Regions from separate parts of the Homo sapiens genome. Here region 1 is linked to region 2. A link is a contact called in ENCODE Hi-C data. All regions are on one chromosome and are shown on one strand. Each heading gives the region's core, a stretch centred on a gene start or an enhancer-like site at or near the end of the contact. The rest is flanking DNA. Distances are from core to core; before and after follow the strand shown.

Evidence for each region. Hi-C counts contacts between places; a loop is a spot of excess contacts on that map. Pooled maps may share reads with other maps.
Region 1: a map of naive thymus-derived CD4-positive, alpha-beta T cell shows a loop between it and region 2 (20-fold over the local background). The contact joins the promoter of DCBLD2 here to the promoter of ARL13B in region 2. A Hi-C loop is called at or near these places in 1 of 168 maps with a recorded cell type or tissue (naive thymus-derived CD4-positive, alpha-beta T cell) and 10 of 50 pooled maps.

Annotation. Positions count from the first base shown.
Region 1 is chr3:98,900,074-98,903,017 of GRCh38, reverse strand. It overlaps DCBLD2 (discoidin, CUB and LCCL domain containing 2), which reads left to right and starts at 1,323. Exons shown (of 16, transcript NM_080927.4): 1 at 1,323-1,896. The coding sequence starts at 1,692. LOC105374002 (a long non-coding RNA gene) reads right to left here and starts at 1,004. Exons shown (of 2, transcript NR_189121.1): 1 at 501-1,004. RefSeq lists silencers at 1,005-1,054, 1,195-1,884 and enhancers at 992-1,707, 1,708-2,424.
Region 2 is chr3:93,978,817-93,981,694 of GRCh38, reverse strand. ARL13B (ARF like GTPase 13B) reads right to left here and starts at 1,540. Exons shown (of 10, transcript NM_001174150.2): 1 at 1,213-1,540. The coding sequence starts at 1,271. RefSeq lists enhancers at 1,373-1,502, 1,773-1,932.

The DNA of each region.
Region 1 (2,944 bases), core at 74-2,573, 4.9 Mb before region 2:
AGAAATATGCAGGGGAGTTGAAACATACGACCTCCAAAGTCCTTTCCAACTTAGACTTTCATTGAAGGATATCAGTCCCTTCCATGTTTTTGAATATCACATCTATGTATGACTATGTATACATATGTATATGTATACATGTATGGCTATGTATGACTCCCAGAGCCATAATTTCAAAGCTCTCAATCTGAGCTTTCGACTAAAATATCCATCTGCCTGTTACATAGCTTCACTTATTATCTAAGTTGGCATCTCAAATTCAATACGTCCAAAATTAACTTACTTTCCCACACAACTTGTTCCACCTTAGCAGTTTTTTGTATTTGCTAATGACACCATTGTCCTTTCAGGGACTGCTGTTAAAAACATCCTACATGGCCACTCTCTTCTAAAATAAATCACTGCGTAGACCTCTGCATTCCTCTTTCCTAAAATTCTTTTTGTCGTTCCATAGGCTTACAGTCTCCATCAAACTGCTTGTGACTCTAATTAGCACTTACTTCATTCTGACTTGCATGCTATATTTCCATCTCTGTTCCACATTTCAAGATTTCTGTAGATAGACAGCAGGTGCTCAACAACTCCTTGTAGAATGGCTGCATGAAGGTTGGGATGTTAGGTTTAAATTGCCTTTGCGGCACGGATCTTGTTTTACACTTTTTTGTCCCCCACCCCCCGCCATAAAAAGAGCAGAGAAAACAGGGAACACATATATTAAAAACTGAACACTGCATCTATTATTCTAACTCGGAGCTGTTGCAACAACTGGCGGCAGTTTTAACAAAACAAGCCACGCTCTGCCATTAAAAAAAAAAAAAAAGTCCCTTAGACTCAGCTCCCAGCTAAAACAACCCAGGATCCAGGTTTCCCACCCCCTTCCAGTGGTCTGATGTGCGTCGGAGGAGCGAGGAGAAAGGAGCAAGGAGCAAGCTGGGCCTGAGGAGCAGGGAGCGCGGGATGGGGGACGTCCCGGAAGTCACTGACGAGCTGGCTGCCGCCTCTGCGGGATCAGTTTGGGCTGAGGGCCCAACAATAACAGGCGCCCGGGCCGGGCGGGGGCCGCGGGGATCCGAAGCTGGAGGGCGGGACCTGGATTGGAGGAGGCGGGTGGGACGCCTCCAAAGGCCGAAGGGGATTGGAAGAGGGAGGTAAGGGGCGGTGGAGCTCGAGGAATGGGCCGGAGAACTAGCGGGTCGAGCGAGGAGCGAGCATGCTGATTGGGTTTCGCGGAAGGAGACGGACCAGAGCTGGCCGAGGATTGGCCGCGGTGCCTAGGGGGCGTGGCCGGCGCGCGCGAGAGGGAGCGCGAGGGAGCTGGCTGCGGGCCTGCCTGCCAGCTAGCCGGAGCCGCGGGTGAGCGCGGCGAGCGGCGACCCTGGTGAGGAGCGCGGCGCGGGAGGCACGTTCCTTAGCTCCGCCGCGGCCGTCCTCCGCGGCTCGAGGACTCCGCTTCCTTCCCTCCCCTCCCCTGCGCTCCGGCCTGGGGTCTCGGCGCGGGGAGCGGAGGGAAGGGACGAAGGAGGAGTAGGTGAAAGCGGGGTGAGGGGCGGAAGGGTCCCGGCGCGGGGTGAGGCGAGGGCTGCCTCTTGTTCTCCCGCCGCTGCCGCCGTCTCCTGGTCGGGTGCCGCGGCCAGAGGCGCGCGGGGCTGCCGAGGCACCCGCACTATGCAGGCAGACTGCCGGCCGCCGCGATGGCGAGCCGGGCGGTGGTGAGAGCCAGGCGCTGCCCGCAGTGTCCCCAAGTCCGGGCCGCGGCCGCCGCCCCCGCCTGGGCCGCGCTCCCCCTCTCCCGCTCCCTCCCTCCCTGCTCCAACTCCTCCTCCTTCTCCATGCCTCTGTTCCTCCTGCTCTTACTTGTCCTGCTCCTGCTGCTCGAGGACGCTGGAGCCCAGCAAGGTGAGTGGTCCCAGGGGAGTGAGCGGCGGGGGAACCTCCGTCGGGGCTGCGGGTCTCTTGGCCCCTGAACAAATCTGCAGACGCTGCAGGGAGGCGCGGTGCGCTTTCGTGCGTGGCCGGACCTGGCTGGGTACTCACGGGGTTGAGTTGCAAAGGCAAGGTCTTGCCCGTCTGTCCCCCAAGTTGGCGCGGCTTTACTTTTTGGCAAGGCCATTTATTTTTCTGAAAGGGGGACGTGAGACCCTGCTATGAAAGCCTCGTTGATATTAGGTCCTTCTGGGGAAAATTTTGGGGAGGAAAAAGAACCTTTGGAGGTAATGACCCCTAAAGTTAAGCTGCACGGATGGATGGACACTGTAGGAAGGCAGGTTAATTAAATAGCATCTTAAGCCTATTAAAGGTAAGTGGTGGTAATTATGATCCTTTGTGAAAGAGCCCGGGTTCTGAAGCGAATGGAATAGTTTCTGCTTATCTCTGAGTCTTGGATTCAGAACATGTTCTTTACAATCCATCATTGAGGCTGGTGGTCTAGACTGCCTTGGTCAAACACTGGGTCTGACCCAACGCTATGCTAATTTGCCCAAGTGAAGCTCTCCACATTAAAAAGGTAAGCCTTTCCAGAAAGTGACAAAACTTTTTTTTTTTTCCACCTACAATCCTTGAAAAACCTGTTCCAGAAACAGGCAAAACTGTTTATTAAATACTTATCATAATGGAAGGAGAATGCAGGGTGATTTCTTTTCCCCTTTAGTACTGTTTTCCCGTAGTGTACCACACTTTTTGAATCAGTTTGGCATCAGTTTTTGAAAAGATATTTCCATTGCATTTTCCATTTTATTGCAGTGGGAAGGATAAGGATTGGATTGTTACTTATTGCTAGGAAGAGAGTTTTTTAAAAAGAAAATTGTTCTCTGCCTTTAAGCCCAGCTTTATGTTGCTCTCATGGTTTTCAGTGAAGTATGGAATCATGGCCTGTCATTAAGAAGATGCCGAACCTTGACAGGCATGTGGAAATATAATCTCTGTAACTATAAGGAAAAAATGTATT
Region 2 (2,878 bases), core at 291-2,790:
GACCAGGCTGGTCTCGAACTCCAGGGCTCCAAAGATCGGCCAGCTTCGGCCTCCCAAAGTGCTGGGATTACAGGCGTGAGCCACCACACCCAGCCCATCTTTGACTTACAGAGTTGATCTTACTACTTATATTTAAAACATTCAAATTCAGTTAGGAGCTAATAATGGGGAAGAATCTCTAGTTTCATTTAAAGTTACTTTTTTTCCAATCTAGACATGTATTTTCTGTTATAATGTGTAAGTGTAGCTTTTCAGATTCATTCTTTAAAGGATAGTTCATTCTCATGGCAAATATACTTAAAATGTTAACAATTTAAAAAAAAAAACAACTTTGCTTTATCTTACCCTTGGCCCAATTCCAGACTAGAACTATGTGAAGTCAACATTATTTGTGTAACAAACACAAGATCTCTTTATAGGTTAGGCCTCAGTTTCAAAAGCATCAATTTCACTGATTATTTCCTAAGACAGTGCCTGGCACAAGGTATTGTCTTAATAAATATTTTTTGAATGAATGAATATCAAGTAACAGGTACTAATTATTAATACTTCCAGCATTTCAAAATGAAATGTTAAAAAGTGGACCCTTTCAATTAAAAGGTTTTACTAGAGACCGTATAAAAATTGGAAGCTACATTACAGTTAAGAAAACACTATCACTTGTTCTCATTGAATACAATATTTCTAAAGCAGAGTATTATCACTCTCATTTAATATTTAAGAAAGGTGGGGCCAAAATGGTTGAGTCATGTAATTATTAAGTAGTGGAGCCAGATTTCAAGCCCACGTCCTCAAATACAACTGTGTGGAGGTGTGACTTGGAATGGAATGTGCGGATATTATGAAAACTATATTCCATGTCCCCCTCTTTTTAAAAGAATTTCCATTACAAAAGCTTCAGAGGAAAAACACACAATGGATAGTTTTCAATTCCACACACACACACACACACACACACACACACACACTTTTTAACAAATTCAAACCTATTTAAAATATAACAACGGTAAGCATTGTCAATCGCAACAGAAAGTCGACCAGACAACAAGGCTACATCCTCCAATCTCTCCCTCCCGGGACACCCTGGGAATGAAAGCATCCCTTGCGGCCTGGGATAGACTCGTCCAGGCGCGGGGAAAAGGCGGCGCCTCGCCCCTGGGGCGCAGCCATCTCCAACCCCTAGGACGGCCAGGACAGCTGGCTCCAGCCTACCTGACAGGCTCCCGCCACCGCTTGAACCAGCCGCAGCAACTGGCCATCAGACTGAACATCCCGGGTCGCTCCTCCCACCACTTCCCATCCGAGCCCGGAGCGGACACCGGCACCCCGCTCTTCCCCGGGGGCCTCCGGCACTCCGAGACGCCCCTAAAGTGGATAAGTCGGGAGGAAAAGCCGGGAGGGAAGTGAAGGCGGCCGGCCCGAGCACTAAGCCTTGCTAACCGCGTGGGTCCGCGACGACTGCCCTCTTAGCCAAGGAACAACCTGACCAAAGACGCAGATACACCGTAGCCGAGTTAGCGGGACCCGGCTAAAGAAAAGCCCCGCGTCGACGTGCTGACGTTACTTCGAGGCGCGGAAGGCGTTCCCCAGGCAACGCCCGTACTGCGCTCGCCCAATCATCGGTTGAGGTCCTGAGGTAGAGGCCTCTGAGTGGCTGAAGAGTCCTGGCTACCCGCCCCTGCGCGAGACTAGGAAAAGAGAAAGGGGAGTACTCTATAAGAAGGAGGCGGAGCTCGAGGTAGCTCGTTCTCGTAACTAGGCAACCGGAGCGTCCGGAGATAAGCTGGAGGATCCGGGACAAATCTCCAGCAAGGCCTATCTTTATACCTACATAAAATGTGTTGCCAATCCACGGTGCTGTTCCTTTCCTTTCTCCAGTGTCCCCAACTGAGATTCAGAGATCTCAGGTCTTGTGCATGGGTTTTTCTTTTTCTTTCTTTCTTTTTTCTTGTTTTTTGTTTGTTTGTTTTTTGCTCAGGGATGGGGACCCTCTAGAATTCTGGCCGACTTAGGCAGCATGACTACAGGAACAATACACTGGGGCAATTCTTGTAAGTTAAAGACAAGGGGGAAATTCGCTTGCTAAATTTTCTCAGTAGTTCAGATGAGAGTGAAGCCTTAATCTCTAAAACGTTTATTACTGTTACATATGTGAAACGGAATTGTATGATATTTGTTGTAGGGGGGATTGTGATTACAAAAGAAAAATGCATTTCTTGTAGAAAATGTGAAAAATACTAAAAAGAAACAAGATGAAGAAAATGAGATCTCACAGGAGCTCTCAAAGATAACCATTTGGGGCCGGGCGCGGTGGCTCACGCCTGTAATCCCAGCACTTTGTGAGGCCGAGGCGGGCGGATCACGAGGCCAGGTGATCTAGACCATCCTGGCTAACATGGTGAAACCCCGTCTCTAGTAAAAATACAAAAAAAAAAAAACAAAAAAAAACAAAAACGGGTGTGGTGGCACGCGCCTGTAGTCCCAGCTACGCTGGAGACTGAGGCAGGGGAATTGCTTGAACCCGGGAGGCGGAGGTTGCAGTGAGCCGAGATCGCGCCACTGCACTCCAGTCTGGGCAACAGAGCAAGACTCCGTCTCAAAAATAAATAAATAACCATTTTGATGTATGTTTGTTTCAGGATTTTTAGGTACATAAATTGCTGGCTATTTGGTATCTGCAAGATGAAGATTGTTATCTCTTGACTGTTTTGTAATAGTTTATTTTTTAAAGAGGTATGTAATATTTGCATTTCTTTTATATACTTTGGAGAAAAAGAAATGACAAGGACATTCCTGTAGGGAAAAAATTATGCACAATATGTAGGGATCTGTGTGTCCATTCATTTTCTACTTAAATAAATATTTTCAAATCCTGATG